7 separate regions of the Mus musculus genome follow, and regions 1, 2, 3, 4, 5 and 6 are each linked to region 7. The links are chromatin loops, found by intact Hi-C in ENCODE. Cell type or tissue: left cerebral cortex. All regions are shown on one strand. Region 1 has its middle 51 kb from the start of Nr1d2. Region 2 has its middle 69 kb from the start of Nr1d2. Region 3 overlaps Gm32121 (a long non-coding RNA gene). Region 4 has its middle 160 kb from the start of Rarb. Region 5 holds the start of Rarb (retinoic acid receptor, beta). Region 6 has its middle 330 kb from the start of Gm32121. Region 7 overlaps Rarb (retinoic acid receptor, beta).

What was found. Peaks named below come from ENCODE experiments on the same cell type or tissue, not always from the same donor. Only the 100,000 strongest peaks of a DNase experiment are listed, where the experiment ranks them.
Region 1: a loop joins it to region 7, with 7 times the contacts of the local background. A loop is called at or near these places in 10 of 42 quality-filtered maps.
Region 2: it touches region 7 in a loop (4-fold over the local background); 9 of 42 quality-filtered maps call a loop at or near these places.
Region 3: it touches region 7 in a loop (5-fold over the local background); 21 of 42 quality-filtered maps call a loop at or near these places.
Region 4: it touches region 7 in a loop (4-fold over the local background); 3 of 42 quality-filtered maps call a loop at or near these places.
Region 5: a loop joins it to region 7, with 2.2 times the contacts of the local background. A loop is called at or near these places in 12 of 42 quality-filtered maps.
Region 6: it touches region 7 in a loop (2.3-fold over the local background); 3 of 42 quality-filtered maps call a loop at or near these places.

What each region holds. Positions count from the first base shown.
Region 1 is chr14:18,185,689-18,189,688 of GRCm38, reverse strand. No RefSeq gene overlaps it. Among named protein-coding and RNA genes, the nearest start is that of Nr1d2, 51 kb to the left of the region's middle. In left cerebral cortex, a CTCF peak has its summit at 2,445; a DNase peak (open chromatin) is centred at 2,456.
Region 2 is chr14:18,167,651-18,171,650 of GRCm38, reverse strand. No RefSeq gene overlaps it. Among named protein-coding and RNA genes, the nearest start is that of Nr1d2, 69 kb to the left of the region's middle. In left cerebral cortex, a CTCF peak has its summit at 1,604 (motif pointing right); no DNase peak of the experiment used is centred here.
Region 3 is chr14:17,401,313-17,405,312 of GRCm38, reverse strand. The region is part of intron 1 of Gm32121 (a long non-coding RNA gene); the gene reads left to right. Among named protein-coding and RNA genes, the nearest start is that of Gm32121, 4.5 kb to the left of the region's middle. In left cerebral cortex, a CTCF peak has its summit at 2,434 (motif pointing left); DNase peaks (open chromatin) are centred at 1,113 and 2,367.
Region 4 is chr14:16,734,263-16,738,262 of GRCm38, reverse strand. It overlaps a transcript of Rarb not described here. Among named protein-coding and RNA genes, the nearest start is that of Rarb, 160 kb to the right of the region's middle. In left cerebral cortex, no CTCF peak of the experiment used is centred here; DNase peaks (open chromatin) are centred at 273 and 2,311.
Region 5 is chr14:16,575,227-16,579,226 of GRCm38, reverse strand. Rarb (retinoic acid receptor, beta) reads left to right here and starts at 3,751. Exons shown (of 8, transcript NM_011243.2): 1 at 3,751-4,000. In left cerebral cortex, CTCF peaks have their summits at 1,969 and 3,626; DNase peaks (open chromatin) are centred at 2,112, 2,494 and 3,626; H3K4me3 peaks cover 869 bases; H3K27ac peaks cover 794 bases.
Region 6 is chr14:17,071,832-17,075,831 of GRCm38, reverse strand. It overlaps a transcript of Rarb not described here. Among named protein-coding and RNA genes, the nearest start is that of Gm32121, 330 kb to the left of the region's middle. In left cerebral cortex, no CTCF peak of the experiment used is centred here; a DNase peak (open chromatin) is centred at 1,883.
Region 7 is chr14:16,432,104-16,436,103 of GRCm38, reverse strand. Rarb (retinoic acid receptor, beta) reads left to right here. Exons shown (of 8, transcript NM_011243.2): 6 at 846-1,050; 7 at 1,781-1,939; 8 at 3,837-4,000. Among named protein-coding and RNA genes, the nearest start is that of Top2b, 69 kb to the right of the region's middle. In left cerebral cortex, a CTCF peak has its summit at 1,548 (motif pointing left); DNase peaks (open chromatin) are centred at 1,538 and 2,667; H3K27ac peaks cover 1,245 bases.

The DNA.
Region 1 (4,000 bases), 1.8 Mb before region 7:
ACCTACTCAGTGTAGATGTAGTCCCAATGGACCCTGTCCCAGCTGCTCTGCTGCTTCTTCATCCTGTTTGCTCCTGAGTTGACCCTCCTTAGAGAAAATGATGATCTCCACTGAGTCCCGGAATCAGAGCCTTAGAAGTAAATTTAACTATTCCATCGAAACTGTTTTTTGAGAGTCTTAATCTTATTCCATTGGTTAAATGTTCAGATGGTACCATGAATTCCTCACCTGTACCATCACTGTCATCTATGGAGGGCATGAGGTATACCTTTGGTTACTTGCTGATAGCCTTCCTACAAACATTATTACAGTGTAGATAAGAGAAAGAGGAGGCTTCAGAATTCACTGGCCCAGAGCTCCATCAATCTGACTGCTGTTTGGAATCCAAATATCTTCCTTGCCCACAGCATAAACAGTAAAGAAGCCAGTGCAGCAAAGATGAGGACTTGTAAAATTTCTAAATAATAAAATTTTCACAATGTGCTTTCTTAGCCATAGAGTCTTCATGATTGTGACATGCTTAAAAAAATCCACCAGTACAGGCTTGAGTCAAGGAGAGTCAGGCTTTATCCCATGACTCTCATCATACCTTCAGTGAGTACACAATAAAACTGTCCCAATATAACCACCTGTGCATGACTGTTCCTAAAGGAAGTGTCACAGTGTCACAATCCTAACAGAAAAGCTGATGTTCTCTTAAAGGCCAGTCTGATCCAGAGATATCCATGAGGCACCACCATAGTAAGAAAAAGCCATTCAAATTCTCACTGGTATCTGTTCCTTTCCATTTTAACAGAAATAATGAAGATTTGAAGTCTTTAGGAATGGCATCAAGACTGTTCTGCCATGGCTGAGGGGATGGATCACTTTAAGAGCACTGGCTATTCTTCCAGAAGACAGAATCTAGCATCCACATGGCAGCTCATGATAACCCATAACTTCAGTGGGAATGTACAGGCACTGTACACACATATATTACCATATATGTGTGTACATATAAACATATAGGCGAAACACTCATAAAACAAGCATAATTCTAAAAAAAAATTAAATGAAAAAGAAGTGTTATACTAGGGTTGGGAAGATGGATCAGTGGTTAAAGTACTTACCATGCCAGCAAGAGTGCTGTGGTTCAGATCCTCAGAACCCGCGGAAGGCAAAGACAGGGGATTACCCCACAGCAAGCTTGTTAGCAGACACTAGGTGAGCTCTGGGTTTGCTGGAACGACCCTGCCTCAAATGATAATGTAGAGGAGAGATCGAAAACAACCCTGATATTTCACCTTGGCTTCTGCATACAGACAAGCACACTCACATACATTTACCGCACACACATGCACACTAATCCTAGCACCAGGGAGGAAAGGCCATCCTGGGGCATATAACAAGACTTTCCTCAAAACAAAACCAAACAGCACACCTGCCAGAAATGGTCGGACATGCCCGTAATGCAGCACTCAGGAGGCTGAGGCAAGAGATCATCAAGATCTGGGCTACTTATTTATAATAGCCAGAAGCTGGAAAGAAACCAGATGTCCCTCAACAGAGGAATGGATACAGAAAATGTGGTACATTTACACAATGGAGTACTCCTCAGCTATTAAACAATGAATTCATGAAATTCTTAGGCAAATCTGGAGGATATCATCCTGTGTAAGGTAACCCAATCACAAAAGATCACACATGATATGCACTCACTGATAAGTGGATATTAACACAGAAACTTAGAATACCCAAGATACAATTTGCAAAACACATGAAACTCAAGATGAAGGAAGACCAAAGTGTGGATACTTCACTCCTTCTTAGAATGGGGAAGAAAATACCCATGGAAGGAGTTACAGAGACAAAGTTCACAGCTGAGACTGAAGGAAGGACCATCCAGAGAATGCCCCGCCTGGGGATCCGTCCCATATACAACCACCAAACCCAGACACTATTGCAGATGCCAACAAGAGCTCGCTGACAGGACCCTGATATAGCTCTCCCTTGTGAGGCTCTGCCAGTGCCTGACAAATACAGAAGTGGATGCTCACAGTCATCTATTGGATGGAATACAGGGCCTCTAATGAAGGAGCTAGAGAAAGTACCCAAGGAGCTAAAGGGGTCTGCAACCCTATAGGAGGAACAACAATATGAACTAACCAGTACTCCCCAGAGCTGTGTCTCTAGTTGCATATATAGCAGAGGATGGCCTAGTCGGCCATCAATGGGAGGAGAGGCCCTTGGTCTTGTGAAGATCATATGCCCCAGTACAGGGGAATGCCAGGGCCTGGAAGCGGGAGTGGGTGGTTTGGGGAGCAGGGCAGGGGGAGGGTATATGGGGCTTTGGGGAAATGTAAATGAAGAAAATATCTAATAATAATAAAAAAAGATCTGGGCTACATCAGGATATCCTGTATCAAGGAGTCAAAGGCAGTGTTACCTGCTAATTCTCAGTTTACCATAAGGCGGCGCTATAGCACCAGGGATTTCATCGCAAGTTACAATTCAGAGAAATGAGGCAAGTTACAATTCAGAGAAATGAGGCCCGTTTTCTGGTTAATGTTTGTTTTTTCAGGCTCAAAAGGAAAACTGTTTAAAAAAAATAAGCAGTTTATCAGACATTGAGACAAAGACGTCGAGGGGAAAGACAAACTGTTGCTTCAAGGACAGCAAAAAAAAAAAAAAAAAAAAAAAAAAAAGTTCCTGCGCAAGTAAAAGCTGAGCCGCCTGTAAGCATAGTTTAAAAACAAAACAAAACAACAAAAGCAAAACTTCAGAGGAGGAGAAAATCAAAAGGTTGAAAATCAGAGGGAACCAGAGGACCATGAAGACCATCCACAGGCCTTGTTGGAGCTGCGGATCAGCGGGAACAATCTAGGGAGTGAGCTGGGAATGAGGAGATTGACCTTGCTGGACACTTAGGTTGCTTGCTGGTTAGTCCCAAGTGCTGCACAAGCCACACGTAGGTCTGACCTGGGCTGGCTTTGAACTCGAGATCCTGGCAATTGCCCCAGCATTGCCTGCAAGTGAAGTGAGAATGAGACAGATGAATTGGGATTTTAGTTAAAGAGGTTGGGGCTGTTTTGACAGCCTAATTAAGTTATTTACAGCAGAAATGGTTGTATTTAGAGAGTGTCATTTGTGTTAGCTTACTGAGGGTTATAGCGATGTACCAAAGGCAAGACTTTACTCTTGCACTTGATTGTAAAAACAGCTTTTCTTCAGAATTTTTTTTTATTAAAAATAATTTATTTTTAATTGTGTGTGTTGTGAATGTACAGGTGAGTGCAGAGGTCAGAAGGTGGAGATGGACTTATAAGTTCTTGTGAGCCTGAAGTTGGTGCTAGGAACCCATCTTGGGTCCTTGGAAAAAGAGCAGCCTGTGCTACTGACCAGATTAAAAATAGATAAATGTGGGAAAGTTCTGGAGAGGGGGCTGGAGAGATGGCCCAGCAAACTGCAGAGTGCTGGGTCATAGGTCTTCTATATTCAGGATTCTTGGTGTGTGTGTGTGTGTGTGTGTGTGTGTGTGTGTGTGTGTGTGTGTGTGTGTGGTGTGCTGTCCCATGGTGGTTGTTTACATTATTCATCTTCTCACTTACATCTTTTCTATGACCATGTCAACTGTGATGATTGGTAATGTACAGGAGAGTCTAGCAGGGGCATGCAGTTACTGGCACACTCTTGATGGAAAGTTGGTCTTCCTCAGGTTGGGGAAGAGAGCAAACAGCTTTAGGAGGAACACACATGGAGCAGTGAGGGAAGAGAGGCCTAACCAGACAGATCAGCTGAAGCAACAGCTGGGTGATGGATGTCTTGGAATAGCTGTCGAAACCCCAGGTAGAGAACACGTAGCCAGCTACTCTTCTGTCTCCATTCTTTATCACACTGAGGTTATAGAGCTATATCTAACCGTGCTGGCTTTGCTTAGTGCTGGGTTTGAACTCAGCTCCTGATGATTCCACAGCAAGAGCTCTTACTCACTGAGGCATTGCCCTAATCTCCCAATTATTAA
Region 2 (4,000 bases), 1.7 Mb before region 7:
TGGATGGATTCCCGGGTAGGAGTCAGCCATCACTGGGAAGAGAGGCCCCTTGGTATTGCAAAGTTTATATGCCCCAGGACAGGGGAATGCCAGGGCCAAGAAGTGGGAGTGATTGGTTAGGGGAACAGGGGAGGGGGAGAGTATAGGGAACTTTCGGGATAGCATTTGAAATGTTAGTAAGATTCTTACATTTGCCTTCACCATTTGGTAATCTCTGGTATTAATGTTCTAGCTGTCTTTGGCTGGAGCTTGTTCCTCCTGTAATTTTGTTGGCCTCTGTTAGCACTCCTGGGAGTCCAACTCTCTCCTGAGTCCCAGTGGTCAGAGCACTCTCTGCAGGCAAGCTCTCCTCTGGCAGGGAAGATGCACAGAGGTCTGGAGCTCAGCTCTGCCTCCTGGCTGAAGATGAAGGCCCAAAGAGACCCTGTCCAAGAAACTCTGTTGCTTCTGTGGCCCGCATGCTCTTTTGAGCAGACTGGTCTCTGAGAGACCAGCGATGGCAAGATGGCAATCTTGCCTGAGTCCCAGGGTCAGAGCCCTCCCTGGAGGAGGACTCTTTTCTGGCGGGGAAAGTTCACAGAGGTCTGGGTCTCAGCTCTTCCTTCTGGCTGAGGATGAAGGCCTGAAGGGACCTTGTTCAAGCTCTGTTGCTTCTGCGGCCCGCTGGTTAGAGTGTTTATTACAGCTATAGAAACGTAATAAGCACAAACGTATATAAAAGCTGATAGCTCCTTGGATCATTTGTTGCTGAGGCAGGATTATGTGCATCTGGTACATGGGAGAAACTAGTTAGTGAGTGGCTGGAATCTCAGGTGAAGGTCTAATGACCTTCTAGCCACTCCTTTTGGGGTCTTGTGAGGCTAACTGTAGCCACTTTGGTTTCTAGATGGCAATGGTCATGTCATGACCAGAGGACAGTGGTCTGTAAGAGACAAAAAATGATAAAAAAAATAACAGCCACAGGGTAGGGGATCCTGACCACAGTAAACTGGGATGCACAGACTGGGAGAGGTGTTAGTGGAGGCCAGGCACTCTGCAAAGCCCCCTGCTGTTGCTTCCAAGCTAGCAGAAACTGATTTCAGGACAGAAAATTCACATTTTGCCTTTGGCAGAAAAGGATGAGGACAGACAGACAGGACAAGAACTGACAGTTGCTCTGCCCTGACTTTCTACTCTTACTATTTCAGGAAAAAAAATGTGCATTTCCTTCCATCGAGGTTTCTTTTGGTTATTTTCTCCCAGAGCTATTATTTGCCCTACATATACTTGTGGGTTCCACTCCCATTGTTAACCACCACTGCCAGGGGCTCTGTCCCTGAGTCTGCTCTTTGGCCTGATATGCTTTCAATCTCCTTTATCTAGGAATCCAGGAAGTTTCTGTCTCCTCTATGCTGTTGACATTCCGATTTCATAGATTCACTGACTTCCTCTGCTATAGTGATTTCCCTTCCCCTTCCTCTGGAAACTTCTCTTGATGTACTGGACCCCACACTGATTGTGAACAACACTCTTTATTTTTTTTTAAAGATTTATTTATTTATTTATTTATTTTGTATATGAGTACACTGTAGCTGTCTTCAGACACACCAGAAGAGGGCATCGGATCCCATTACAAATGGTTGTGAGTCACCACGTGGTTGTTGGGAATTGAACTTAAAACCTCTGGAAGAGCAGTCAGTGCTCTTAGTCTCTGAGCCCTCTCTCCAGTTTGAGCACCACTCTCTATTACCTTTTTTGTCTTCTGTTTATCTCTAGGGAGATCTCCTTATTTACTTAGTTATTTATCTTGAGACTGAGTGTGCTTATGTAGCCCAGATTTGTCAACTTCTGTGATGCTCCTCCCTCTGACTCCTGAGTGCTGGGATGACAGGCATGTGTGACAATGTCTGCCTTGATTTATCTTTTTTAACCTCTTAGGTTTTGAATCTTGACACAATAGTTTTAGTTCTCAAGAGGTTATATTTCTTAGCAGAGCATGGTAGGCACACCTTCAATCCCAGTGTTTGGAAGGCAGGGAGAGAGGCAGACAGATTTCTATGAGTTCAAGGCTAGCCTGTTGCACATAGTGAGTACTAGGGTAACAAGCAATACACACACACACACACACACACACACACACACACACACCACCACCACCACCACCACCACCACCACCAACAACAACAACAGTACAACAAGAGCTCATCTTTTCTTATTATTTGCTGAAAATATGAGTTTGTTTCCAGTTATGGGTGTGATAGTATCTCTTTTGACTGTGTCTATTTAAAAATATGTAGCATATATAATTGCTTACAATCACAGGGAAGCAGGGTATGGTAGTGCATGCCTATAATCCCCAAACCCAGGAAACAAACAGGAGGATTAAGTCACATGAAGCCAGCTTAGTCTACATAATAGGTTCTAGGACATTCCAGGCTACAGAGCAAGACTAATATACAAAGATAATATACAAAGACTAATATACAAAGATAAAAGAAAAGAAAAAACTCGCCCCAAAAGTATACTTTTAGGAAGTACTGTGATAACCAGACAGGTGCACAAAATGTGTGAAAATCAAGCCTGGCTGATTAGCTTCTCCATCATTTAGGTCTTTACTGCATTAATCAAGAGTTTTATACATGCGTCAGCCTCCATGCCACTTTTCAGCTTGCCCTGGATCCCCCAACACAGGTCACATATCCTTTCAGATGTCACCATCTTCTCCTCACCCTCCTCTTTATTACCCACTGAGCCCAGTTAGTGTTGCCTGTATACACATGAGTACCGGGGAATCCTCTGGAACACTGGCACCTACCAGAGGCCATACCATCAACTCCTGCCACTCAAACCCCAAAGCACCGACTCCCCCCCCCCCCCAGCTGCTGCCAGTCAGCAGCTTTTTCATTAGGAGGAGGGTGACATTCCCAATCCATGCAGAAATTTGGCTAGCTTGATTTTTTATGCAGGTCTTATGTAGGCAACTACAGTTGCTGTGGGTTCATGAGCACAAAAAGGCAAAACCATGTCCAGAAAGTGTTTTATAGCATATTTACCTCTTTCCCTTTCTCTAGTCCTTAAATCTTTCCATATTCTTTCTACAATGTTGCCCTAGCTTTGGTGGGGATGATTGTAGATGTCCTATTTAGGTCTGAGCATCTAACAAATTATGAGTGTTTGCATTAACTATCACTCACTGCAAATATAAGTATCACTGACCAAGGCTAAGATCAGCATTAGTGTATGCGTGTGAATACAAATATTTAGAAGGCAGTTCACTTAGCAAAACAGTAATAGTGGGTTCTTACAGGGCCCAAGGGTTTTCCTTAGGTTTATAGTTCCAGACATGGATTTCCTCCTATGGAGCAGGTCTCAATTTCAATCAGAAAAAGGTTAGTTAACTTCATAACTATAAGGTGGGAATGGTAGCTTGCAGGGTTAAATGCTGGATAAGAGCATGGATGGCTTTTCCCCCCGTGGCGTGCCTTCTGACACTATGAAACTCACCAGCAGGGAAGAAGTTTCCAGGTCAGTTCTTCTTGGTTTCTCTGTGTTCTGCAACCAATGTATGTGATGCTTGTAGCAATAAGATCTTATTGGTTGCTCTAGTGGGCAACTGAGAATAATGGGAAAGGGAGATTTTCAGTTGATAATCATTTCTGTTCAGGAACAACATTATCTGCTACCACTCATGCAGGGTAGTTCTGGCCAAACTTTCTATATTTAAAATTATATATTTTAACCAGTAAATAAGATAGAAAATTCCACATGGGTTTTCCATGCGTATTTTGTTTTGGTGAATCCCTCCCCTACCCTCCTGTTTTTCTCATACCTCTTCCTCATTCTCACTTAAATCTTTCTGTCATGACGTGCTTTTTCCACTCATAGTGGAAATTCAAACTCAGTTTCTTATGCTGTACAGTTGGCCTTTACTGAGTATCTCCGAAACTTCTGCAGATTAGAAGAGGTGGTCTGATCCAGCCTCCAGAATTAGTCATATTTAAATATTTAGACTATTTAAATT
Region 3 (4,000 bases), 970 kb before region 7:
GTTGCACATCATGATTCTCCTGATTCTACAATGCTCTGTCTCATCTCAGTCCCTAAGCAAAGGCTTGGCTGACTGTGGCCTGATGCCTTGGAAAATATGAGCCCAAAGGCATCCTTTTTTCTCATTTCCCAACTCTAGCTACAACGTGTCTTTAGGCGGGAGGGAGTAATCAGAGGAAAGCTTATATACAGTAGTAGCTCATGCTTCGAATAACAGAACTCAGGAAGCAGGAGGATTGCCATGTAGTGCAAGCCTGCACTACAGTGTGAGACTCTATGAGAGAGAGAGAGAGAGAGAGAGAGAGAGAGAGAGAGAGAGAGAGAGAGAGAGAGAGAGAGGACATTCTGAATCATATGTACTTATGACACCTTGAGCCCCACTTGAGCCCTAGGAAGAGGCAGCAGGGCCTCTGCAGCTTCCTTCCACACGCACAGGGCAATTTTAGATCTACTGGCTGAATGGTTGATTGCTAGGTAGGTGGTGAGACAGAGGTTTTCAAATTCTGTTTGCCAATAATTTGAGGGAAACTTTTTCCCCCTGCAATGTGGTACTTTTGAGTCATCTTTTGTTTGAAATTATCTAAAAAGGTCAATTATGCAGCCCTGAGAATTAGCAAATCACAGGTATGTTTATTTTTGGAATAGAAATTCAGAATTGTAGAATGCATGAGGAGATTTGCTGGGAGCCAGGGTTTCTGGCACCCCAGATAGCCTGTTGGAGGATTTGTTTATCTTGCAAGTTCTCAAGGGAAGCCACGATTTCTAGTCTAGGGACTATACACTGAGAGTCACTGTGATAAAGGGGTCCTCCCTGTTCACTGGGTACATGGACATGCTTATTCTCTTTTTAACTCAGGCTTTAGTTATTCATGGAACCCCTGGACAGCATTAGACACACTGATATGTACCTGCCTTCCTCATGTCTGGTTGACTACTTTGGCCTGGGTATCAGTGGATTCCTAAATAAATAAGACACTACAGTTGAATGCCATTAGCTGGCTAGCCATGTACTGGCTACAGAGAGTCCTGTTTACAGAGAGTCTCAGAAACTGTGGGTTCAGATTCATGAGTCACCCTGCTGATGTTGAAAGCTTTTGAGAGTCAGCATAATTAGAAGCACCTAGTGAGGATATAAGCTTCACAGTCAGACATGGCTCATAAGCAATAGGCAGGGGTATCTAGGATCAGTGACTTGGCAGCAAAGTACAGAAATGGTTGAGACTTTGAAGGAATATATTGGTTTTCCAGAGTGAGGAGAAAACTGAAGAGCTGAACTTGAAATTATAAATTGGCAGCATAATAAAGTACTCAGAGACTTTTAGATGACTACTCATCTTCTCTTTTGTAAGACTATTTTTGTGCCCAGTGTCCATGAATGTTTTGAAAGACCCTGTTCTGGGGTTGTTAGGTGGCTCAGTGGTTAAGAGCCCTTGCTGTTTTTGCAGAAGACCAGGGTCAATTTCCAGCATCCACAACAGCTGCAATACCTGCAACTCCAGCTCCAAAGGATCTGATGCCATCTTTTGGACTCCCTAGGCACCTGCTACCATGTACACATATGCCTACACTACACTTCATTATACTACACTACACTACACACACACACACATTTCAAATCAAATTTTAAAAGTCTTTTAAAGGTCCTACTCATAGCATGCTGAACGTATTAGCCTCATTTTATAAGATATAAAATCTGAAGCATAGAGGACTTGAAATCACTTACTTTAACTCACACAACTAAGCACTGGGCAAAAAAGTATTTGAATTCAGAGATTCAAGAACTATGTGTCCAAGTGGGACAGTACAACAACACAGTGCAGCATGATGTTATTTATTGATTTCACACATGTGTGCCCCACACACATTTGGATTCATTATAGAATTGCAGTTACAAGGTGTTTCAAATGATCTCTAGGAATCTGTGGCTCATTAAGTTCTTTGGCCTGTGGCCACTGAGTGCAGCAGCCATGAGGAGGGAGGCACAATTAGTGCCCCTTGCCACATCCGGGTGCTCTGGTGTCACTGGAGTTGGCATTGAGGCAAATGTACATCCCAGCTCTGAAGCTCATTCTTGGATGGTGTCACTGGCCTTGTGTTCTAGGCCCCGGTTCTGTTCAAGAAGCAGCCTCTGCTCAAGTACTAAGCAGGAGCTGATCGCTGGTTTTTATGAAGAAAGAGCCTGGGAGCTGTGATCCTGAGAGCATCTCTCCCACGTTCCTTCTGTACAGAAGGGAGACCAGGTCCTATGAGCAGTGAATAAGGCCTGCTGACACTGCCATATGTCATGTGACAGAGAGCAGATGTGTGAAAGTCCACTGCAGGGGTATGCACTAACCTGCATGGTGAAAAAGGAGAGGACCCTGATGGGGGTAGCTTAGCAGGCATACATTCCGAGCAACCTCAGGCTTAGATTCCTTCTCCTCGCCTGCCCTCTAGTGGTACTTCTGAATACACAGTCTGTTGTCAAAGCCCAGCAGACATTTCCACAAACTTAGTTTTGAGGTCACTGTTGATTGCCCTGACGTTTTCTGGGTGATTAAGTATATTTTATTTGTTGTGTAGAAGAGAAAAATGGGCTTGCAATTCTTTTCTGACCAAAGTATTTCATTTCTGCTCAATAAATCATTTCTTAAACTTAATTATGAGATGCTTAATAGTACCACTTTGGAATACAGACAGTTATAAATTTTTTTATCTAGAACGGAAAATCAGAACAAGCAATAACGTGGATATTATTTTAAAATACAAGTCATTAGTTGCTTTGGTAGAAAATGCTAAAAAAGGAAACAAAACAAAAGAAAACAAACAAACACAAAGATTGGGATTTGGAAACGTCTTGAACTGACCTCAGAAGGTGGGGACTCGGGCAGGTTGGCTTCTATTCTCAGGTAGCACAGAGTGGTGTTTGGAATTAATGAACTCCAGCAGTAATGAAGGAAGTGCTGCTTTTTGCTACATCATTTCTGTGACCATGAGCTTTCCTGCTTTCCTGTGCATCATGAGTTTGTATAAAATCACTGTGGCTTCTCTACAGAATCAAGCAAGCATGGCTCATACTCTTCCTTAGCTTCCTGCTTCCCTAATACACACTGTATCTACTGGGCTAACAAGGGCTCATTTCTCCTCTAAAACTCTAATCTGGCAAACATTTGCCCTGATGAGTGAAGCATTCCACTATGTAAAAGTCAAACACAAAATTACAAGCAACAAAATGACACTTCAAATCAACATAATGCATCTTCAAGCCCCACTGATAATTACAAATTAAAACAGAATAGAAAGTTACATTTATTTGTTGGCAAGGTTAACTGAGTATTCAAATGCCAATATGCCATTAGTGTTTCTTGTCAACACAAAGGATAACTGAGCATAGTTGCTTGATTAAGCAATGTGTACTAAATGCTTAAACCTCTCAGTTGAAAAGTGATTTTTAAATATTGCTTATGCTACTCACAAATGTAGTTGAAATTCTTGAAAATCACTAGTAGGTTAGAGAAACAATTTGATGCTTTGATTCAACAGGCAGTGAACACTTATTGCAGGACACATGATTTGGCCTTATCTGGACTGCTGTGCTCACTTTCCAGCCCTGTATGTAAGATGTTTAGGAGCAGGGTGAAAAACAATGAAGTATCATGAGGTTCCTTGTAAAATTGGATCAATCAGACGGTGTGTTGCTTTGCTGGTTACCATGGATTTTCCCAATGCTCTATTCCAGAAATTTGTGGCTTCTTTAGCAGAAAAAGCTGAGAGGAAGCTGCCTGTTTTCTGTTTCCTGTTATAATAGAATTTTATAATAAAGGGAGAACTAAAAGACATCTACCTTATGAGAGAAACCTAAGGCACAAAAAAAGGTCGTGATGTTTCTGAGACCAGAGCTAGGAAGAGAGAAAATAAATCACAAGGCTTCTGATCTTCTCTTCCCAGTGCATTGGCTTAAAACCATAAAGACTTTCCAGCCATAACCAGAATGCAATGTCATCTTGTGAGCAACAATTAAA
Region 4 (4,000 bases), 300 kb before region 7:
CTCAAAATCTCACTAATCCCTACCCTGGAAATCTCCACCCTAGAAAACTCATTTCCCCCCTCCCCCCTCCCCCACCCCCACCCCCACCCCCCACTAAAAACAAGAAGAAGAAAAAAAAAAGCAAAACAACCTACCTCAGCCTGTCTCCTTGCTCAATTCCTGCTGCTTCTCCCTGAGCAGAGGCAGCTACCCTCTTCTCTCCCAATAGTTTGCTGTACAGTGTGACTTTGTGGTATTCTTGGCTCCTGGCTGCCAGGATACCTTTTACTTCAGAGCTATGACTCCCACTGGGGAAACCTTCCCCCTCAAAGCTGCAACACCTCCCTCAGGGAAGCCTTTCCTCTCAGAGCTGTAACCCTTAAAACAAGTGTGACCACCAACACACAGACAAATATACTCGCACATGTACACACATGCACAATAACACAGATGCATATGCATGCACACACACATGCTCTTTCTCTTCTCTTCTCTTCTCTTCTCTTCTCTTCTCTTCTCTTCTCTTCTCTTCTCTCTCTCTCTCTCTGAAAGCTTTTTTTTAACTCAGATGCATTTTCTACCATCTCCATAGTTTCTCTTTTCTATCTCTGTTTTAGTCTGAGTCATTGGTTAACTACCCATAACTACCCAGCCCTGTTAACCATAAATCTTAATCTCTTTCTCCATTCTTCTATTACTAAGTTTATTTTTGATTGCTACATTAACATATAAAATGTGTACATATTTGTAGAGTTTTCTATGATCTTTTAATATTTATGCATGCTGTTCATATTGTGTAGTGTTCAGGTTCAAGTGTACCATTCCCAACTACTCCCTCAAATTTTTTGTTGGTTCATTGTGTTATAAGCATTTGAAAATCCTGTCTTCTAGCTTTCTAAAATACAGAACGTGATTATATATAGTCACCCTCTCCTCCAGTATGAAACTCTCTTTCAAACTCTCTCTATTCTGTTCTAAAAGCATATCTTAAGTGCTTAGACAAGAACCTCAGGATTACAAAAATTAATTTAGCATGCATTAAAAAGTGAGTGTGGGAAGAAGAAAGTTCTCACATTTTAACAAAAATGATAAATTTTTAAATATAAAATTCTCACTTAACAGAAGTGATGTCTCTTGTGTCCATGTTGATAAAAGGAGCAAGTTCAATATATAAGCACATTTCAAATCTAGCACAAAATTGTCACAGAAATTCAAGCCACAAGTACTACAGAGCAAGCTAAGGGACATATGCCATTGAGTGGTGTCTTAGTCAGGGTTTCTATTTCTGCACAAACATCATGACCAAGAAGCAAGTTGGGGAGGAAAGGGTTTATTCGGCTTACATTTCCATACTGCTGTTGATCACCAAAGGATGCAGGACTGGAACTCAAGCAGGTCAGAAAGCAGGAGCTGATGCAGAGGCCATGGAGGGATGTTCTTTACTGGCTTGCTTCCCTTGCCTTGCTCAGCCTGCTTTCTTATAGAACCCAAGACTAACAGCCCAGAGTTGGTGCCACCCACAAGGGGCCTTTCCCCCTTGATCATTAATTGAGAAAATGCCTTACAGCTGGATCTCATGGAGGCATTTCCCCAAATGAAGCCCCTTTCTCTGTGATAACTCCAGCTGTGTCAAGTTGACACAAAACTAGCCAGTACAAGTGGTAAATTTTGCTTGATCCAACTCTTTGTCACAAAATGTCCCTATGATTTTGCTGTCCATCAAAGTCAAGACACAGCCACATTACCCCTATTGAGCCTAGGGTGGGAGTCAGGCTAGTCTGTGAGGGATGTATCTATTCGTGCCATGATTGTCTGGGGTTTCTCCAATGGAGATGCTTCCTGACCCTCAGCTAAGCTCCCTACAGTAGAAATGATGAAGAACCAAAGTTGTCTTCAAATAGAATCCATCACCCAGCAACATTTACCTCTCATGTGCCCAATATTGAGACTTCTGCTCTCAGGCTTGATACAAAAATAGGAGACATGCTCTTTACCCTTCCTTCCTTTTTCTTTAGCCTCCCCACTGTGTCTCAATTGTGGCCCATCCATTTCTGATAGGAGGACAAGACTCCTCTGTTGCTTAACTCCTGGAATAATCGTCCCCAAAGTCAAGGACAGAAGTCCACTTCTCTTCCACCACTGAAGCCATACAGCCACAGTGACAGTGCACCCAGCCCCAGTGAGCAGCAGAAGGGCCCTTTGGGGTGTGCTGTGTCTGGGATAAAGCTATCTTCAGAACCAATGTTCAAATATTCCACCAGCTCCACTAGGTTTCTCAGTGTGTCTGACTGCATATTCTCAGTGAAGACTTCTGACTTGGAAACTGTGAGACAAAATATGTGTATGGAACAAACTAAAAATAGTAGCAGACACTTGTCAAATGTTTGGGAAAGCTGGCTATGTTAATGCCCAGCTCGCCAACAGAATTGTTCCATGTACTTGCTTTGCCTGCTCATTGCAGTCACAACATGACATGTCTGAAAAGGATGCACAGCCCTAAACCAAGTCACTGGCCCTCTTTTCACTTGTTATTCTGAGAACAGTCTAAGTCACCCTGGCTGGTCTTGAAATCACTCTGCAGCCCAGGCTAAATGTGCTAGCTGATAGTTTTATTTTGTACTTGTTTACATTATTCGACAAGCCCCGGGTGTAAGGAGATTTGGGTCAGCAGCAAGGCATGCTCTCCTTTATTAAGTAAGCCTCATCCAAAGAGGGCTCTGCCCTCCTATCTCGCATCTGCTCAGAGTCATTTCACTGGACTTCATTAAGCCTGAGCAATTGTACTTTCCCCTCACCCCTTTCTTCCATGGACTTATTTAGCTTTACAACTCAAAAGATAATTGCTCTATTAACAAATGTTTATAGCATAATAAAGGAGTGGGAGGAAGCAGGGAATTGTTTTCCTCTCTGGGACATTCCTTTCTGCTTCCTGGAAGCACTGCAGAGGCATGACCTGAGCCGTAAATAATATTTTGGAAATAAACCAAAAGATTCATGTTTTAGCGACTCATCAACATTTCTTCCACAAGAGACCAAGAGACCCAAAGGCCCTATGAAGAAGGGAATCTCGGGAATTCCTGGAGGCTGAAAGGATGTCACCACTATTCTTAGCTGGGGGAGAAAGCACTGGCCTCCCTGGAAGGTTGGGGTGATTCTTCAGCTACACTATAGCCTACAGAAAACCTCCCACCTACTCGTGAGTTTAAATACAGGAGAACTTTTTAGAGAATGCTCTCTAATTCTTCAGGCTGATGAAATATGGTGCTATTCAAAGAAAGCCCTGCTTTAAGGGTGAGTTTTAATTTATCTTTTACCTAAGAATGTAACTGCTTTTAAGATAGAGGGATGAAGAAGTAATGAGATCAAAAGGGATCATTAGGGTAGGTCCCAACCCACTATAGTAGCTGTATTAAAAACTGAGATGAGTGCAGGCCTACACAGGAGTGAGACTATGTGCAAACACCCTAAAGATAACCTATAGTTCCAGGGGGAGGGGGCAGCCTTAAAAGAAACAACCTTGTTAACACATTGATGGTGCACATGGAGAACCATGGGAGTCCCCAGACTGTAAAGCATTGTTGGATAGCCATACTACACTAAATAGCACACTGTATTCCAGACACAAGTCACATGCCCTCAGCACTGAGAAGATTCACTTCCTGTTCAGATATAGTCATATCTGTGGGGTCATATATCCCCTTGGTGGCCTTTCCTCTCTCTAGGACATGGTCCCTTTAGCATTGGAGAGTGTGAACGGCTGTCTGTCCATCTGCTCAGTTCTCTGTTCCCTCGTCCTCACTGCCTTATTCTGCCCACATCACTCGCCACAACTCAGTGGCAATGCTTTCCTTTTGAATTACATATGAAATTATGCCATCTCAACCCCTTCCCCACCTCTGACCCCCACATTTCTTACAGCTCATTTCCACAGCCCTGTGTTGATGGCTGGGGTCTCACTGCTCTACTGTGAATCACCCACATCACCCTTAAGCAAATGTCCCTTCTGAATCTCTGTTTTCCC
Region 5 (4,000 bases), 140 kb before region 7:
AGGTAATTGCTGCTTCAAACCCAGAGAAACAGATGTAGATCCTGAACTCTGGCTATAAATCCATGCTTTATGATTAGGGTTTTCAAATGTGCTGTGTCACACTGGCAAACAAGTACACAGTGACTCTTAAACAAAATGAATTTGACTCTCAAACTTTTGGGGATTTTTGTTTGTTTGGTTTTTCTTGTTGTTCATTAGACCATTGATCAAATAGAGAAAATAGAAGAGGTGTCCATGTTAGAACAGGTGTCTGTGGAGGGTATGGGAACGGTTCTTTCTAGCTATGTAAATCAGACTTAGTGATGTCACTCCTTTACGCGTCACTGTGAACACATTGGTTCAGGTTTAACTCTACCATATTTATTAGTCACTATCATACATGAGCATATACTTATAGTGTATGTTCATTGGTGCTTTCCTTACTTCTATTTAAAAGAAAGACTTCAGAGAAGAATCATGTTTTCAAAAGGTGGGAGAAGATTTACTGACCAAAAAATGATAAGAAATGTGGTTAACTTGAGTCCGCTTTTGAATTAATACTTCCTAATAGCCTCAATCGCTGCCAATGGTGTAATTAATCCATGATGAGAAATGACTCACTGACTATGAGTCCCACTACATTATAAGAAGTCCATAATATCCCATCCACGCAGATTTAAATACTGATCAAGTTCATTTCTCTACAATTAAAAGAATCTCGAGGTGATTATAAATCTAAATTATCCTTGTGCAAAAAAAGAAATTCCCCAATCACAAGCAATCACCACACCACAACCACAAAGAGCCTTGCTAGAGACTGTATCCTTTCAGCCAAGCAACTGCTATCTTGGGGATTTCAGCTATGTCCCCTTGCAAAGGGATAATCCTAGCTAGGCTTGTTGATAATACTGCTCCACCCCAGGAAAGACTGGGGAGGGTGACATCTTCCCCCACCACCTGTTGTATGCAACTCTGCCTTAATTGCCCATGGCCTGGGGAAGGCCTTAAATATATGAGGAATGTGGTCTTCATCTACATAGCTGTGGGGAAGCTGTCTTCTCTGCTGAAGTACAGACCTTCCAAGAGTGCCTAGTTAGGGAGGGAGCACCCCCACACATCCCTGTAAGTGACTTTTCAATTATGCTTTGTAAGGAAGCCCAGTAAACTCAAAGTTCCTTAGAGTGACCTCTAGTAATACTGACCTCTGTCCTTGGAACCATAGGGTTAGGAGAAGGGTTAAATATTGCTTAGGTCTCCTGAAGAAAAGGAATTTTAGCAACACACAGGCACACAAAGGAGGAATATTGTGGAAGACATTTCTGGGCTCAACCTCTCTTTCCCATGACCACTGCCTCCCTGCACTTTGGGACCATTATTAGCAATTTCCACAAGGAAGTGCAGCAGCCTCCTGGAGAAAGGGCACCTGAGACACAGGTATCTGCCATGGTGCCAAGCTTTCTCACCTCTAACTTATTTCAGTTCTGTTCAGTTCCTCTCCCCTCTGCCCATACCTTTTCCTCCACCTCCAATACTAGGTGCTCGTGACTCTGTTTCCAGGGAACCCAAGACCTCAAGGAAGCATTCAGGGACAGTAAGTCTCTTGGGCCAAGCAGAAAGTCACACATAGCCCAGCGTTTTGTATCTTTACAATTGTTCAGTGGTGGTCAGTTAAGTGGTCGCTTTGTAATGTGTGTTGTCTTTGTAGTTGACAAGTTTCTAACAAAATGGCTACAGAAAGGAAAGCAAAACAGTGTGCACTTCCAGTGAGAGCTCTCCCTTCAGCACGCTGAGCTTCCTATGCTGCAGGTATAGAGGGCTTTCTTAGGGACACTCACTCCCTAAGGAGGAGTGTGCAGCATGCTCCCATCCTGTGCCAGGACAGCCAAATAATAGCAAACTAGTCAGAAGGGCATTTCAGCAAGGGTGGGTGTACCTGACAGGCTCCCCTGTGTGTCAGTGTCCTTCCCTCCCTGCACTGCCCACAAAGGAAGACAGGAGTCAGGGCTTCCCCACCCATTTCCTTGCCAGCCTCCTGTGGGAGAATTCCCAGCTTGGCAGAGAAGGAAGCAGAGTCTGGCTCTGCCCGGCATCTTCTTTCCAATGGAGAAGTTGGAAGCTAGCTGCAGGTGGCTTCCCTTTTTGAAAGTGCTGGCTGTTTGGCTGCATCTATATTAATTGCCTCTGGGTTTTTGAGAACAACTAAAAAAAATTCTGCTCCTTCCCCTAGGCTGAGTCAGTGTAACCAGTTAAAAAAAGAAAAGAGAAATCCTCTTGTCTGAAGATTAGGTTTTTTATTTGTATTTTTTTAAAACAGGTATAATTGGACAGGGGTGGTCTGAGCCAAGTCTAGCTTTCAGAATTATAAAACCCTCATACTTGCCCAGTATGAGGAGTATTTTCAAACTCCACGTTATGTGTGGGGACCTGTGCCTGACGAAGTGGCCACCAACACTCTGTGCATAGACTGAGGATTGGCGTGGGTTCAGACAGGGCACAAGTCTACTAACTGCTGAACACTGTAGCCTCAGGAAGGTCTGGGTATCCTTGGCAAAAGTCCCACAGCTAGAAACAGGAGGCTGAGACACTGCTAATATTCCTTTTGTGTGTTTATTGAGAAGTGACAGGTAGTTATTTACGTTCTATGGATGGTATACAGATGAGAAAACTGGGTCCTAGAGAAAATCAGTATTTTCCTAGACACACAGATGGCCAGTGACAGAGTTACTGTTTTCACCAACCAGCAAACCAGAATCTAAAATTCTTTCTCTGTCTCTCTCTCTCTGTCTCTATATCTCTCTCTGTCTCTCTCTGTCTCTATATCTCTCTCTGTCTCTCTCTGTCTCTATATCTCTCTCTGTCTCTCTCTGTCTCTATATCTCTCTCTGTCTGTCTGTCTCTCTCTCTCTCTCTCTCTCTCTCTCTCACACACACACACACACACACACACACACACACACCTCAGTCTCTGTGTTTTGCCTTTCACTTTCTGTGTTTGTGAGAGTGCGATTGGCAATGGGGGGTGGGGGGTGGGGGGTGGGGGGAGGGAGGTGGTGGATAGAAAGAAGAGAAAGGTGAGATTAGGAACAGAGTTTGGTGCAACTAATCTGTGACTGCTCCAGGTGTTTCTGCCTGCAGGGTTTTTAAAGTCTAAGTAGATCCCAGAAGGGACTTTTCTCTCCCCTCCGGAGCTAGGACAATCCCTTCAGCGAGCTCAGCTAAAGCCTGAAAGAGTGAGAAAAAGGGAGGAAATAATAATAATAATAATAATAATAATAATATGAAGAAGGAATAAAAAGACGGCAGGCTTAATGGAAAGTTTCCCGGCCCCAGAGGCTTCCCTCTGCGAGCGGTGGCGGGGCTCCTGATGGGCAGTTCGGGGCTTGCGGAGTGCTTTTACGGGAGTGGAAAGATACCTAAGTTGCAAGGGCTTGGCCAGGAACAGGAGAGCAGAGAGGAATTTCAGAGGCGAGCTGAGGGCGAGGGTCTCCCTGCCAGGGCCGGCCGATGAAAAGGCGCAAACCGCAGCCGCACTCCCGCTCCTCCCTGCGCTCCTGGCATTGTTTGCACGCTGAGCCGTGGGGAGCACCGCGCGGCTGGCCGCGGACTCGCTGGCTGAAGGCTCTTGCAGGGCTGCTGGGAGTTTTTAAGCGCTGTGAGAATCCTGGGAGTTGGTGATGTCAGACTGGTTGGGTCATTTGAAGGTTAGCAGCCCGGGAAGGGTTCACCGAAAGTTCACTCGCATATATTAGGCAATTCAATCTTTCATTCCGTGTGACAGAAGTGGTAGGAAGTGAGCTGCTCCGAGGCAGGAGGGTCTATTCTTTGCCAAAGGGGGGGACCAGAGTTCCCGTGCGCCGCGGCCACAAGACTGGGATGCAGAGGACGCGAGCCACCCGGGCAGGGAGCGTCTGGGCACCGGCGGGGTAGGACCCGCGCGCTCCCGGAGGCCTGCGCGGGCGTCGCCTGGAAGGGAGAACTTGGGATCGGTGCGGGAACCCCCGCCCTGGCTGGATCGGCCGAG
Region 6 (4,000 bases), 640 kb before region 7:
GAATGGGGAGAAGAGCCATGATAGAAGGGCAGCTCACAGCCTTTACCTGGAAGTCACATATCTTGGCCCACTGACTTACATCCCAGTTACATACTGACCTGTCTTCTATGTTCTCTAAACATGAGAACCCCCATGAGTTCCGACATTGACCAGTGTTTGATGAACTGCAGATAATTGTTTGCTAAAATAATAGTTATATAAGACTCAAATGTGTTCTAAATATATTTTTTGTTGTTTTCTTTGAGACAGGGTCTCACTGTTTATCCAAGACTGCCCTAAAACTTACTATATAACCCAAGGTGGCTTAAAACTCATGATGGTCTTTACCCTTCTTCCAAACGATAGGGATAGTAATCACAAGTACCATGCCTGGCTGGAACCTAACTGTGTATTAAATATTAAATACCAATGTCTTGTTTAATCCCCATTGGAGTATTCTTTGATAGATTCTGCCTTCATTTGAGAAATGTGTAGTAAGATCAAGGAGGTAAAGAAACTCATGGAATGCCACACAAATAGAAGTTGTAGACAGGGCTGGAGTTTGAATCTAGGTAAATACATCTGTGACTGTCAGCTACATAGGGCATGGATATTGAAAAAGCAAATCCCTGCAGCCTATCATTACTACATCCTTGATAGTCAAGTGAATGGTGCAGGACAAGAGTCCTGTCCTGGCATATCTGTGCAATGGCAGCATGAGTTGATGTGAGCCTAAGTGCCACTTCGTCTGGTGATCATGTTGTGATAGTATTTACTATGTTATGGGCAACCAGCAGCATTACTTTATCTAGAAAATTATCTAGGAGGGAAAAGGTAAACAGACTGGGGAACATAATGTTCCTCTGCCAATAAAAGCTTGGTGTCTCTGAGTTCCATGGGGTTAAATCAAGAGCACAAATGACAGCAATCAATTTCTAAATGGCAGTGATAGAGTGACTATGCCATAGACATTCCAGCTTGGTTCTATTTATATGGGGAATTGTGTCTTAGTTTCAGTGAACAAATGTTGTCTTTTCCATTAAATTATATGATTTTTCTCTAAAAATTTACTTTAATTAGTCCAAAAGAATCAGGTTTCTTCAAGTCATTTTAGAAGATTTATTTCTGTTGTTCTTCCTCTTTCCCATCTTCCACCTTTATACCCATTGACCTCTATTACTGTCCTTTCTCCTCTCATAACATATGTTGTATGGCTCTCCTCCTTTTCCTCAATCACTCTTTTCCCTCCTTGCTTTCCCCTCTCAATTTCATAGTCTCTACTTGCACTCTCATACACATGTGTACAAATATTCAAACATAAACAATTTGGCTCAATGAATGAGAGAGAATAGGCAATATTTCTCTCTGAGACTCTGCCACCTTATTCACGTGCTTCCAAGTGTATTCACACACTCTAATTTCATTTTTCTTTATAATTCTAGAGAATTCTGTACTGGCTAGTTTTGTGTCAACTTGACACAGCTGGAGTTATCACAGAAAAAGGAGCTTCAGTTGAGGAAATGCCTCCATGAGATCCAACTGTAAGGCATTTTCTCAATTAGTAATCAAGGGGGAAAGGCCCCTTGTGGGTGGGACCATCTCTGGGCTGGTAATCTTGGTTCTATAAGAGAGCAGGCTGAGCAAGCCAGGGGAAGCAAGCCAGTAAAGAACATCCTTCCATGGCCTCTGCATCAGCTCCTGCTTCCTGACCTGCTTGAGTTCCAGTCCTGACTTCCTTAGTGATGAACAGCAGTATGGAAGTGTATGCCAAATAAACCCTTTCCTCCCTAACTTAATTCTTGGTCATGATGTTTGTGCAGGAATAGAAACCCTGACTAAGACAAATTGGCACCAGCATAGTGGGGCATTCCTGTGACAACCTGACCGTGTTTTGGGGAGGACTGTGGAAGGACTTTGGAACTTTGGGCTTGAAGATCCATTCGTTGTTAAGAGCTCTGTCAGATGTTGTGTGGGAGCTTGGAAGATAATGTTGAGAACAGTGCAGAAGATGGAGGTCTGGCTTGTGAAATTTCAGAGGGAAAATTAAAGACTCTTTTCAAGGCCATTGCTATTTTGATTGGGAAGATTCTGTGGTTCTGGTTAGCTGGGGCTGAAAAATCAGCTGTGATTAACAAGATACCAGAACTACTAAAGTGAAACTTTTGCATTACTGGGACTATTGATGCTGGTTAGCTGGAGCTAAGAAATTATCGGTGATTAAGAGGAGATCAGCGTCATTGAGGTGACATCTTCTGTGAAGTGCTTTCTGAAAGTACAAAGAGGTTGTGTTCCAGAGATAGCCAAGGTTGTCCTCCTGCAGTGGGACTTGGTAATGTGTAAGGGTCACCCAGGTGGTACTGGTTTTGAAGGCATGAAGGGGTTACGCAGAGCAGTTGAGGCTCAGCACTGTGAGAGGCCACGGAAGCCCATTGGTGAAGGTGCAGCCTCAGTTGCAATTGACGGACTGAAGGGTTCATGCAGTGTTTTGGAGATGCCAGTACCATGAGATGACCACCAAGAGCAGCAGCAGCAGTAGAGTACAGGCATCTGGAGCCTAGAGGACAACGCATATGCTACAAAGGGCATGACTGGAGAAGTGACCCAAAACCTTGGAGGAGCCCAGAAGATCGTGAGTTGGATCCAAGACTTTGGATGGTTAGAGATTGATTTTTGCTTTTGATTGTGACTGTGCCCTGATATTTTCCCTCTTGAAGGAAAAAACTATTTTAGTGGAGGCCACAGTTAGGAGACTATTAATTGTAAAATGACTTTGGATTTTAAAAGATATTGGAGATTGTAAAGGGATTAACATTTTTTAATTAGATATTTTCTTCATTTACATTTCCAATGCTATCCCAAAAGTCCCCCATACCCTCCCCACCACTCCCCTATGCTCCTCCTGCCACTTCTTGGCCCTGGCATTTCCCTGTACTGAGGCATATAAAGTTTGCAAGACCAATGGTCCTCTATCCAATGATGGCCACCTTGGCCATCTTCTGATATATATACAGCTAGAGACATGAGCTCTGGGGGGTACTGGTTAGTTCATATTGTTGTTCCACCTACACAATTGCAGGCCCCTTTAGCTCTTTGGGTACTTTCTCTAGCTCCTCCATTGGGGGCTCTGTGATCCATCCAATAGCTGACTGTGAGCATCCACTTCAGCGTTTGCTAGGCAGTGGCATATCCTCACAAGAGACAGCTATATCTGGGTCCTTTCAGCAAAATCTTGCTACTGTATGCAATGTCAGCGTTTGGAGGCTGATTATGGGATGGATCCCCGGGTATGGCATTCTCTAGATGGTCCATCCTTTTGTCTCAGCTCCAGACTTTGTAACTTGTTCCATGGGTGTTTTGTTCCCAATTCTAAGAAGGGGCAAAGTGTCCACATTTTGGTCTTCGTTCTTCTTGAGTTCCATGTGTTTTGCAGATTGTATCCTGTATCTTGGGTATAATAAGTTTCTGGGCTAATATCCACTTATCAGTGAGTACATATCATGTGAGTTCTTTTGTGATTGGGTTACCTCACTCAGAATGATGCCCTCCAGGTCCATCCATTTGCCTAGGAATTTCATATATTCATTCATTTTAATAGCTGAGTAGTACTCCATTGCGCAATTGTACCACATTTTCTGTATCCAGTCCTCTGTTGAGGGACATCTGGGTTCCTCCCAGCTTCTGGCAATTATAAATAAGGCTGCTATGAACATAGTGGAGCATGTGTCCTTCTTACCAGTTGGAACATCTTCTGGATATATGCCTAAGAGAGGTATTGCTGGATCCTCCAGTAGTACTATGTCCAATTTTCTGAGGAACCGCCAGACTGATTTCCAGAGAGGTTGTACGAGCTTGCAATCCCACCAAGAATGGAGGAGTGTTCCTCTTTCTCCACATCCACGCCAGCATCTGCTGTCACCTGAATTTTTGATCTTAGCCATTCTGACTGGTGTGAGGTGGACTCTCAGGGTTGCTTTGATTTGCATTTCCCTGAAGATTAAGGATGCTGAGCATTTTTTCAGGT
Region 7 (4,000 bases):
TATGGCATGATGGCTGTGTAGCTACAAACACACTGTATTATAAGAGGGCTTTCCTTGAGTCAGATTCATTACCCCTCAGCTTAAACTATAGGATGTTCATCTGAAAGACTGGGTATAGGGCATGCTAAGTATCTAATAAAGACTTCTTATAGTTACCTTCCTGTGGATACAACCAAATATCTGAAAGACACAAGTTAAGGGAGTTCTATTTGAGCTCATGGTTTGAGAATAGAAGCCACAATGATAAGAAAGCCATGTATGTAGGACTGTGAGGCAACTGGCCACATTGTACCCAGAGTCAAGAAAATGCCAGCTTTTTGTTGTTGTTGTTGTTGTTGTTGTTTTCAGTCTGAAAGCTCCTAGTCTCTGGAGTGTGTGCCACACACATCCAGGGTACATCTTGTCTGATTAGTTTAGCCCTTGTGAAATACCATCACTCAGACATGCCTAGAAGTATGTGTGTTCCCATAGCAAGTTTAGATCCCATAAAGTCGACATGAAGATTAGCTATCACAGTTGGTAAGGATCATCCTTACTTATTTTTGGTTGACTAAACTTTTGAAAATAGAATCTTGTTAATCTTCTTTGCACTAGTACCTGGCTTAGTGCCTGAGAGGTAAGTACTCAAGAAATAGATATTTCAATCAAATGATGATTTATTTTAGTAAAAAGTTATTTCTCAAAATGTGAGTCCTACATATTATTCCTATCAACCTCAACAGTGGGGCATACTGTCCAGATGACCCAGGCTCCTTTTTCTTCTACCATAGATCTGGTCAGTGCTGTCAGGGCAGGCCGTCATAAATGATGCAGCAAGTGTACATGCATACTTTTTTTTCTTCCAGATTCTCAGAATTTGTACCAGGTATACCCCAGAGCAAGACACCATGACTTTCTCTGATGGCCTTACACTAAATCGAACTCAGATGCACAATGCTGGCTTCGGTCCTCTGACTGACCTTGTGTTCACCTTTGCCAACCAGCTCCTGCCTTTGGAAATGGATGACACAGAAACAGGCCTTCTCAGTGCCATCTGTTTAATCTGTGGAGGTACTGACTCCTTAGAAACCGTCACCAGACCCCAACAGAGCAATTACAAAGGCACAGAAGAGATCTCCACTGGGGTTCTTTGGCATGAGAAAGGCGTTGTACTTCTTTCTGTTGCAAACTAAGTACTGGTGTTTGAGCTCCTTCTGCCAAAACAAAAGAAATGCCAAAATGAGTTTGTTCTGTTTCTCTTGTGGGAAACAGGTGCTTTTGTAAAAGCAGGATTGTACTGCTGTGTGCCTAAGGACATTTTAGTGATGACCTACACAAATCACATGTTATTTGAATTCAAATCACCTCTTGGTCTTCCCCACCATACAGGTGCCTACCTGGTGGGCTGGAATAAAGTATGGCCCCTTCTTTGTAGTGACCCCTGCTGGCTAACCAGAAGCCAACTTTAGTTCAAAAGTAATGGTTGTAATGAAGGGGAAAGGTTATCTACCTGGCTTTTACAGGCTGCCCAGGGTTCTTTTGTTCAGCTCAATACTGACACCATCTGGCCATGAGAGGTAATTCTTGCCTCTGGGCCTGAGCAAGTGGACATCAAATGAGCTTACTAAGGGGGCATCTTCAAGTGTCACTGCTTAAAGCAATTGCATTTACTCAATTTAGTGTACAACTGAGTCACCAAATAAAGCCACTTTACAGGAGGAATAGGAGACAAGGAAAGATAGCCAGCAGTCTCTGAGCCTGTCTGATCACTAAACACTGAATACTTTCTCCTGCTATCCAGACCGCCAGGACCTTGAGGAACCAACAAAAGTAGACAAGCTCCAAGAACCACTGCTGGAAGCACTAAAGATTTACATTAGAAAACGACGACCCAGCAAGCCTCACATGTTTCCAAAGATCTTAATGAAAATCACAGATCTCCGCAGCATCAGCGCGAAAGGTATGTCTTCAAAGGTGGAAAGCAGAACAGAGCTTGGCCAACTTTTGCTTTTTAAAGCCCATATTTTAATATCAGGAGTCCCATTATTGCTTAAGTTGGGATGTCTATCTCATAGAAATCAAAAGGAATTAGCCTTGTCTGAGCACTCATGTGTGTGTAGTTAAGAGCACCTCAGGTTTCCTAAGGAAGACATTTTGATGGTGTCTCTGGTGGGAGATAGTAAAAGCAGAAAGCAGATACCACTACCCAGTGATATTAAGAGATAATTGTTTTAGAATGGATGGCTGGGTAGAAGAGCAACTCTTCAGAGATGATGTGTTTTTTAAGACTGTTATTATTGCTGGGGCTCATATGCATGCCCTTGGAGGTTAAAGGACAATTACATGGAGTCACTTCTCTCCCTCAATCTCTGTGACCTTTCTAGGGCACCAACTCAGTCAAGCAACTTTCAGAGCAAGCTCTGAGCCCTCACCCCCGCTCCCTTTTTCCAGGTTTTATTTTTGATTCCGTACATTTCATTCCAGCTTTTCAAATAACTTAGGCTTCTATACACTCAGCCTATTTTTCCATGGCACCCTAACAACCCTAGGCAAATGAAGGTCACTGTGGCTGCAGCTCTGGTGTAGGCACTTCTTCTGAGTACAGGAATTCTTGCCTGGCTGAGAGATATAAATACTCTTGCCTCATGATTCTCAGTCTATGTGGCAACTCAGGCAATTACAGAAATGCCTAGAGGCATCTCATAGCTGAGTGCAGAGGACTTTTCTATCGAGATGACTCAGCCAGCCACGCTATTACATATCATGTTCCCTCCCATTAGCAGATTCTACACCTCAGGATCTTGGCAAGCCAAGACACAAAAGTGCTTAAATGCACAATGAACTTGCTTGACAAGAAACCTCAGTTCTTGTTTTTTAGTTTTTTTGTGGGTTGGTTTTGTTTTTCTTTTTTTATTCATTTGGTAGTTTGGTTTGAGGGAGCCGAGGGGAACATTCTAAGTTCATTTCCACCACAGGATTAAGAGAAGCAAAAAGACACTAGTACTTGAATGGATGTAATTGAATGAAGTGGGGAGAGAGAGAGAGGAGAGGGAGAGGAGGAGGGAGGGAGGGAGGGAGAGAGAGGGAGAGAGAGGGAGAGAGAGGGAGAGGGAGGGAGAGAGAGGGAGAGAGGGAGAGAGAGAGAGAGAAAGTGTGTTCCTATCACCCTATATATATCCACGCCAGTGACCTGAGGACTAGCAGCCACATACAGAAATGTCCCAAGCCCCATACTAGCAGTAAGTCCAGCAACGCTAGCCACATGGTTCTGAGGTAGTTTTGTTATTGACATATTTCCACCTAACCAGCTGCATGTTGGGGGTGTGTGAGGTGTGGTGGCATGAAACCACCTGGTGCTGGACTGGGTTGCAGAAAACCATCACATACTGTGACTCAAGTCAATCTTTCCATTGTGGAAACTGCCCATCCTTTCACCTTTATTTTCCTGATCTTTCATCAGTGACTTCTCTTTGTAAATTTTATATTCCGAATTTGATTGAAGCACTGCAACTATCAAATATGCACATCACACATCTCCACTTCTTTTTCTTAAAGACTGAGAACCTCTAGTGTGCCCTATTAGTACTTATTCTGTTTTCAAAGGCAGTGGTGGATCAGCCTGTGCCTGAGAACCAATCTAACTGGGATCTCGAAGCACACTTGACATTCTGGTGGCTGACATTCCCACAGTAAACACCTTATAGTTTTTTCTTCCAATAAGTTGGTTCTTCTCAACAAAGACACATGTGACTTGATACATGTATTACACAACTTTTACACACCTGAAGGTGAATGTTGGTTTCTTAGTATCTAGCTGAGCCCTTATCTGACAGGTGTTCTATTATCTCTTGAAAAAGGTGCCGAACGTGTAATTACCTTGAAAATGGAAATTCCTGGATCAATGCCACCTCTCATTCAGGAAATGCTGGAGAATTCTGAAGGACATGAACCCTTGACCCCAAGTTCAAGTGGGAATATAGCAGAGCACAGTCCCAGCGTGTCCCCCAGCTCAGTGGAGAAC